Regions from separate parts of the Mus musculus genome. Here region 1 is linked to region 2. The links are chromatin contacts, found by Hi-C or POLR2A ChIA-PET in ENCODE. All regions are on one chromosome and are shown on one strand. The core of a region is the stretch at or near the end of the contact, and the rest is flanking DNA. Distances in the headings are between cores, read along the strand shown. Region 1 holds the start of Kat2a (K(lysine) acetyltransferase 2A). Region 2 holds the start of Nkiras2 (NFKB inhibitor interacting Ras-like protein 2).

Evidence for each region. Hi-C counts contacts between places; a loop is a spot of excess contacts on that map. ChIA-PET counts read pairs that join two places held with the same protein, here RNA polymerase II (POLR2A).
Region 1: POLR2A ChIA-PET joins it to region 2 with 29 read pairs in embryonic stem cell. The contact joins the promoter of Kat2a here to the promoter of Nkiras2 in region 2. A Hi-C loop is called at or near these places in 11 of 37 maps with a recorded cell type or tissue (gastrocnemius, heart and left cerebral cortex). POLR2A ChIA-PET finds 5 or more read pairs at or near these places in 4 of 5 experiments (Patski and embryonic stem cell).

The regions. Positions count from the first base shown.
Region 1 is chr11:100,710,032-100,713,913 of GRCm38, forward strand. It overlaps Kat2a (K(lysine) acetyltransferase 2A), which reads right to left and starts at 2,436. Exons shown (of 18, transcript NM_001038010.2): 1 at 2,050-2,436; 2 at 1,782-1,905; 3 at 1,302-1,447; 4 at 1,109-1,198; 5 at 691-872; 6 at 414-605. The coding sequence starts at 2,373.
Region 2 is chr11:100,620,073-100,624,493 of GRCm38, forward strand. Nkiras2 (NFKB inhibitor interacting Ras-like protein 2) reads left to right here and starts at 2,883. Exons shown (of 4, transcript NM_028024.2): 1 at 2,883-2,936; 2 at 4,120-4,227. The coding sequence starts at 4,134. It also overlaps a transcript of Dnajc7 not described here.

The DNA.
Region 1 (3,882 bases), core at 1,186-3,685, 90 kb after region 2:
CAGCCTGGTCTACAAAGTGAGTTCCCGGACAGCCAAGGCTACACAGAGAAACCCTGTCTGGAAAAAACAAATAAACAAACAAAAAAAGTAAACTCTAGACTTCTCAGAGCACTGTGGTAGGAGGGGCTCTGGGGTGATATCCACACACCCAGAGGAAACTAATTAGTAACTATCTATCAGGGGGCTGAAAGAGGGTAGCGTTAGCTTGGGCCATGTACCTGCCATCCCCAGACTAGCACATACTAGCAAGTAGCTTCTGGGCCATGGGCAAATCTGCCAGGTAGACACCCAGATCCCAGAAGGCCCATGGAGGGAGAGGAGGGACCAATCCAGGAAGCCTTCCTGGAAAAAAGGGGACAACAGCAAGGACATGAATTTGGGGTAAAATCCCAGGAGGCCAGACTGAGCCTTACTTGGGGAAGTGAGTGAGGATGAGGGTCCTCTTCTCAGGCACCAGTTTGTCCTTTTCCACCCGAAATTTTTCCAGTAGCTGCCGGCGGGTGACAGTGAAAATGGACCGTAGAAGGCTTCGGCCAAACACGTGGGTGGTCTCGTAGCGGGGGAGGCTGTCGCAGCTCTGGGGCACGTGGCAGTAACAGAGCCATCTGGGGGAGGTGGAGCGGCAGGTGAGGGTGGAGACCGCCAGACTGGCTGTTCAAGCCTCCCCTGTAAGGCCCTGTCTGGGCTTACCTGGTATAATTGACTTTGTAGGTAGCGACATCCTCAGACTGGGACCGCTGCCGGAATTGAGCAGGGGTCTCCAGCTTCCAGTAGTTAAGGCAGAGCAGGAACATCTTTGAGAGCTCAAACATTGTCTGGCGCTCTCGGGGGGCCAGGTGGCTAAATTTGTACTGCACAAAGTTCAGTACACCCTGAGGAGTAAGGAGGGGACAAAATCAGGAGGAGGTGTGGACAGCCAACAGAGGCATGTCAAATAGGAGGGATTCTGTGAAGAGAACCTCTGACCCTTCCAACTTCCACACCCACTCTGAGGTCAGCAAACACCATGTCCCTTCCTTGAACCTCTCCCCTGTTCTCAGCTTGAGGAAATAAACCAGACTCTCCACCCTCTTAAGTCGCCTTTAATCTTGCTACATGCCCGCCCTACCTGTTCAATGTTAGGCTTCTCAAATGGGGGGCTGCCTAGAGACCCCTCCACCACTGGCCGTGTCATCTGCAGAATGCACTTCCGCAAGAGCTGTAAGGAAGAGGGATGGGCAGAAACAGGAGTAGCAGAGCTCAGAGAGCAGGATCCCCAACACACACCAAAGCTTCACCATCTTTACTCCATGAGAACTCACCTTGAAGAGGTAGAAATAGACTTGTTTGGTGTCTGTGTCCTCTTCCTTGTGAACAGACATGAACAGATTTTCTACATCTACTACCATTCCCAAGAGCCGGTTAATCTCGTCCTCTGACACATTCTCCAGGTGGGACACATGGTCCGCTGCAAGATGGTTACATTAGGGCTGGGAAGAACAGAAGAGCTCCACGGGGCTTGATTCCTGTACCTCCTCTAACTAGCCAGTGACACACCCTTGATTCTCCAATTCTTGACAGACAGGGAGACCCAGTGTTCTCAGTTCTCCCATCAGCCCTTGGTAGCTACCTGCTACCAAGGCAGATCTCCTTTTTTCCTTCCATGGGACATTCACATTTATTCCCTACCCAATATTTCCTTAGAAGGTCTCCAAGAAGCTCTGTGGTACTTATGTCACCCTGTTCAAACAGGACCTGGCTCCTGCCCTCCGCCCCAGCTCCAAAGGTGGTGCCTGCCTTACCCAAAGGGTGCTCACAGCTACGGCACAACTCGCTCAGGTTGGCAGCTGGCTGCTGGAGGTCCATGCGGGGTGCGGTGGGGGGCTTGGGGTTTTTCCAGCCATTACACTTGCAGGTTTCATTGGCCTGGAGGGGGAAGGTTCAGTTCCCTGATGCTGTCTGCATCCCAAGCGCAAGAGCGGCTCTATGGCTAGAGCTTCGCCCCCCATTCCTACCCCAGACCTTGGATGCCCCAAGCCCCGCCCCTTTTGCTCTAGGCCCCGCCCCCACCTTGCAAGCTGAGAAGACCCCTAGTTTCTCAAGCTTCTTGGCACGCGGCAGACCCCGGACTTGCGCCTTCCTCTGGCTAGCGCGCTGCTGCTGGCTCAGGCCAGGTCGAGCCGGATCCCCCCCACTTCCTACCCCGGCGCCCCCACTCCCTGTGCTCCCAGCTGGGGCTGCAGCTGGGGCAGGGGCTGGTGCCGGAGTCGGAGCCGGAGTGGAGGCTGAAGCCGGACTGGGCGCAGGAGTCGAAGTTGGGGCAGGGGCTGGGGAGTGAAGGGGCCGGGGCTGCGCTGCCGGGACCGGGTTTGGGGCCTGGGAAGGTTCCGCCATGGCCTCCCCCGCAGCGGAGCGGCGCCGCGCTCCCAGCCCTAGGGCCGCATGGGCAACCGGCGCACAGTGCGCAGGCGTCACGGCCCCGGCGCACGATGGGAGTCGTAGTCTTCCTTTGCCGCTTCCCATCCTTTGGCCTTCCATACTTTTTTTTTTCTTGGTTCCAGACAACCAAATGTCGCTTGGTTGAGCATCCTAGATTTGACCATTACTTCATTCTAATCTTTTTTAAGCCATCCGAGATAGTGACAATTACTATCCTCTTGGGAACAAGAGGCACCCCAGAACACTGGCCGTCTGGAGGATTTGTGGATGCTGCCCTTTTAAAGTCCATAGGTGGAAGAACAGGCCTGGGCCTGAGGTTGGCTCCCACATTGCAAAAGCCTGCCCTATTGTGGCTGCCGGCTAAGGCTTGCAGCTACAATAGAGATAAAATGTAACATTAATTCTACTATTTGTACTGTGGTGTTCACACTTATGAATTAACTTTGACAATCAGTTTTTGGGTTTTGTTTTGTTTTGTTTTATTTTGTTTTTTGAGACAGGGTTTCTCTGTGAAGCCCTGGCTGTCCTGGAACTCATTCTGTAGACCAGGCTGACCTCGAACTCAGAAATCCGCCTGGCTCTGCTTCCCAAGTGCTGGGATTAAAGGCATGCGCCATCACTGCCCAGTGACAATCAGCTTTTTCTATACTTGGGTTGCTGTTAAACAGAAACGGTTTTATTTTCAAAAGAACAAAGAGACATAGTTGTGGGCCATGCTGCTGTTGAATGTGTGTGTTCATGCACGGGCATTCGTGTGTGTGTGTGTGTGTGTGTGTTGGGAGTGGGCAGGAAAGGGGGGGGGGAGTGTGTTTGTGTGTGCTGAGAACTAAAGAACCAGAGAGACCAACACTGAAGATGCGGAGGGTAGGGGGTGGTCCCCTCTTCTGGCTCGCCTAGGCAGCTTTGAAGATGGAGAGGATTCCTGACCTCATACCCTTCCATCCTACCTCCATCTTTTTCCCTGCCCACTCCTTAATGGGGGGGTGGGGGTGGAGGAAAGCCAGAGAAATAGACAGTTTCTTCCCATTGTAGAGGTAGACTGTGAAAGGTCAGGGATAGTTCTTCCTGGAAGATCAGAAAGGCCCCCTCTTTTGGCTCAGTCCAGAGAACAATTTTCCTTGCCCCAGGCCCGATTCTTAAAAGGGCAGGGTAGGGCAGGGCCGGCAGGGCAGGGCAGGGCAGAGCAAGCCAGACCTTTTCAACCCCGTTGCTCAATCCCATCAGCTCCCAGGATGGAGCTGTAACCCCGCACATTCAGGTGATCCAGTTCCTTCATAGCCTCCTTCCTGCCCTCTGATGTGAGAGAAGGGCCCAGGGAGAAGCAGAAGCCGGTTCTGGACAAAAGCTGCAGCGCTTGCAAGGAAGATAAGACAGCGACTTGAGTGTTTTTGCCCTTCTGGATGGGAAGAGTGGGCGGGCCCTTCCTCTTCGCACCCGCCCCGGATGGGGGGTTGGGGAGCCCTC
Region 2 (4,421 bases), core at 1,633-4,132:
GAAGAGCTACTTTGAGCCCAATCCCCAGCTTCATCAGTTCCTGGAAGCCCTGCCCAACCAAGCGAGGGGAACGCAGGGCGTCTTCACCCTGCTCCTTTCATCCTCCACGGATCTCTAAGCACCAACTGGTTCATCACCCCAATGACGCGGACCCTTTTATGAGGCTGCTTTCATGTCAGCCGCTTGGGAGTGCCATCTCAGCGTTAAGCCTAGAAAGGATGACATGGCGCGCCAGCCCCTGCCCCGGAGTTTATAAGGCAGCTCATGGGGTGAGGTCCCTTTTCCTCAGTGTCCCCTGTACTCCTACTTCTCATAAACTCTACCCAGCACGCTTGTCTGGCCAGATGTTGTCTGGATTGGGAAGACAGCATAATTATCTTTGTAGTACCACTACCACACACAACAGTGTTGGATTAAATTGAGGCCCTCTGAGGTTAAATGTGGGGAGGAGACGACCTTGAAATTGTAATTTAAAGCCAAAAGGAACGAAAATAAGACAATGGAATTTAAATTTCCCTTAAGGAAAGTGTGTGTCAAAGTCCCTAACCTTATTTGTAGGTCCTTATCATTACTGACGGAGTGGAAACTACCTGGGCCACTGGATAGAGAATGATAGCTGGACCTCAGTGAATTGAAATGCTGTGACCCTTTAATATGGTTCCTCCTGTCATGGTGATCCCCAGCCGTAAAATTATTTTTTGTTGCTACTTTGTAGCTATAAATTTTCTACTCTTATGAATTGTAATGTAAATATTTTTGGAGATAGAGGTTTGCCAAAAAAAGTCATGACCCACACAGGTTGAGAACCACTGCCTTAATTAACGAATTTAATTTTTCACCCATTTTTCAACAACGGGGGGGGGGGAAACAATTTTTTTCTTCCTTCCTGAATTTCTTATGTTAGATTTCTTCTGTTCATCTGTTCAACATGAAACCTGGGGTAAATCACACAGACCCACTGCCCTTAGCTTGAAACCTTGTCATCAATGCTTTTTGTCCCCACACCACACATCCCCCAAGTCTTTTCATCCCAAACTCTTAAACAATAAACTTAGAGACTGCAAATAGTCTCCTAACTGATCCTCAGTTTCATCTTTGCCAAGCCTTGGCTCTTCCGAGAGAATGACCTTTCTTGCAAAAGTGGATGGAGTGTGTCATTTCCCTGTAATAAACTTACCAATGGCGTGCTATTGTGGTGTTTGGTCCCTGGCCTCCCACACATCTTCATTATTTGGCTAGTCTCTGCAATCAATACTGAGCCCCTAGGGATTCCTGGCTCCAAAACTGTCATGAACCTTGTTGTATTTCCTCTGTGTAATAGCTAGCCCTGCTTGTCAACCTGACCGAATCTGGAATGAACTACAATCCAGAAATGCAGGGCACACCTGTGATCCAGATCTTGAGGTTGGAACACAGGTTTCTAACCTGGATCTTGACATGGAGATCTTGAGGAATAGTGACCAGGAAAAGCTTAAACCCAGGTAAGGTAGTTACATGCATTTAATCCCAGGAGATGGAGGCAAGCAGATCTCAGTGTAAGGTCAGCCTGCAACAAAGCAAGTTCCAGATCCAGACCTGGTGGCACACACCTTTAATCTGGGACACACCTTCTGCTAGAGGCCTTCATAAGGACGTTGGAAGAAGAGCGATTCACTCTTCTTTGCTTGCTTGCACTTACTTGCCAGCACATCTGTTGGAACCTACTACTTCAGGATTCCAGCTTAGGCAGAAGACCAGCTGAAACAACGAGCCTCGTGGGACTGAGAGAACTACTAGATTCTTGAACTTCTCATTCACAGCTGCCCACTATTGGGTTAGTTAGAATACAGACTGTAAGTAATTACAGTAAATCACCTTAATTTATAGAGACATTCCATAAGTTGTGTGACTCTAGAGAACCCAGACTGATACAAGAAATGTCATGGTTCTTGTATTTCCTCTGCTTCAGAAATCTCTGTGCTATTCGGCCCTTCAAACATGAACACAGACACCCCCCTTTCCTCCCTCCTCTTTGGTACCTGTCACCTCTAAGTTAAATGCCCCTCTGCCATGCCCATAGCACCCCACTTCAATAACAGCATTCATCATGGTTGGTTTTAATTGTTACTTTGGCTGGCTAATTATTCTAGACAATGAATTTATGGTTCAATCATTCTAACTTGTAGCTTTTCCTTTGTATATGGCCCTACTTAAGGCACAAACAAGACAAAGTAGGTGCTGGGGTGTTTGGTTTCTTTGTCTGTTTGTTTTTGAGACAGGGTCTCTGTATAGACTATGTTGTCTTCAGAAAATCTCCCTACTTCACCCTCCCAAGTGCTGGGATTCAAATGTGAGCCTCCATTCTAAGTTCAAAAAAATTGCATGGTTAGTTGAGCGTGGTGGCATGTGCCTTTAATCTCAGCGCTCGGGAGGCAGAGGCAGGTGGATCTCTGTGAGTTCAAAGCCATCATGGTCTACAGAGTGATTTCAAGGCCAGCCAAAGCTACACAGAGGAACCCTGTCTTGAAAATCAAAAGAAAAAAATTGAGGCTCAAAGAGCATTTGCCTAGTATGTGCACGATCCTGGGTTCCATTCATAGCATAGCATAGCCAAGAAAAGAAAAAGAAAACTTGTCGCATAGATGATAGAACGAAACGTCACTGGTCACTGTCTTTTAGAGAGAGAACATTTTAGTGTCAGAGCCTGGAACATCGGCTTAATAACCAGACACAAGTTCTGGTGGGTATTTCCCCGCCGGCCTCTGGGGGCGCTGTGCGATCCGCGCTCACTTTACGCCGCCGGAAGTTGTCTTGAAGGCTGGCCGTTGCGGGGCGGGACCTCTGGGTCAGTCCTTCCACCCAGAGGAAGAGGGCCGTCTTTACGGTCGAGCTGCCCCTCCCATGGTCCGGCCCACTCCGGGGGGCACCTCAGCGGGAGTGCTGCGGGGACCCGGGAGGTATGGAGCTGGGAGGCAGGGCTCAGCGCGGCCTCTGTCTCGGATTCACTTTGGTTGTCCTGTGATTGCCTCTGAGATTCTGAGGGGTGCCCTTCAGGGGTACTCTGTGGCGGCGGCCTCTGGCAGCCTCTCGAGTGTCGCTTACTAAAAGGCTCACACCACGGGGTGGAGATGAGCGACAGGAAACTCTCCTGGAGAGGTTTCTGCTTGGGACCCCTTTGAGGCTTACCTCTGGATCTCTGCTTTCTGGGGGGAGGAGGAAGGGGCGATTACTGGCGCTCCCCGGGTGCCTGTGTCAGGAAGTTTCCCTTTAGAAGGACCTCTCTCTGCAGTCTCAAGAGAGTTTATAAATCTGAGCTTTCTCTGTGCCTGTCAGTTCAAGGGATGTAAAAGCCATCTTTCGGAAGCACTTTTCTCTTTATTCTGTTTCTTGTCAGATCTTTATTTTACCGGTGGATTCAACTGGGAATGGTTAAATGGAATTTATTGCCATCCAAATTAGTCATTCAAGAAAGCAAGTTATGCCGGGCAGTGGTGGTTGCACGCCTTTAATCCCAGTACTTAGGAGGCAGAGACAGTCAGATTTCTGAGTTCGAGGCCAGCCTGGTCTACAAAGTGAGTTCCAGGACAGCCAGGGCTATACAGAGAAACCCCGCCCCCCCCCCCCCGAAAGAAAGAAAGAAAGTTTTTCTCCATATTTGCACACTCTCCCTGAGGAAAAGATGTCAAGAAGAATCTAAAATCCCTGCTTCTTTCTTCACGGAAGTCATGGTTAAAAGGAGAAAACAGCCTGGTGTGCATATGCCTCAACTATTTCATCAGCTGGGAGCCAGCTTGGGGTACATGAGACCCTGTCTCAAAACAACCCCCTCCCCCCAAAATCAAACAAAAAGAACAGGAGTATTTGTGGAACTTCCTTCAGTATTTGGTGCCCTATCTTGTGCACAGGAACAAACCCGGCCAGCTGTTTTTGTCACCCCACTCTCTAAGCCCCTCCCTTTGTGGTGCCATTAACCCCACCCTGGCTGTGTGCCAAATCCTGGCCACTCATGGGATAAGGAGGTTAATTACAGCTCACTGCTCAGTAGTTCGGTAAACATCAGGGTGGTGCTAACTCCCTGATGCTCCCTGGCCTGCTGTTTGGATTCTGTCTTCCCTCACCACACGGCTTCTGTCCTTTTAGGTTGAAAGCTAAGCATGGGGAAGAGCTGCAAGGTGGTCGTGTGCGGCCAGGCATCTGTGGGCAAAACTTCAATCCTTGAGCAGCTTCTGTACGGGAACCATGTCGTGGGTGAGTGTTGCTGGGCCCGGGAGACTGGCAGAAGACCTTGAGTGAAGGATCTGGTCACATCCTGAATCCAAAAGCTAAAAAGGACACCAGCTGCTTTCACACCCTCCCAATTAGGGCTGGAGGCAGGGCTGACTGTCAGAGCCCTGGTCTAACATGTACTAGTCCTTGGGTTTGAACCCCACAATGGAGGGGGA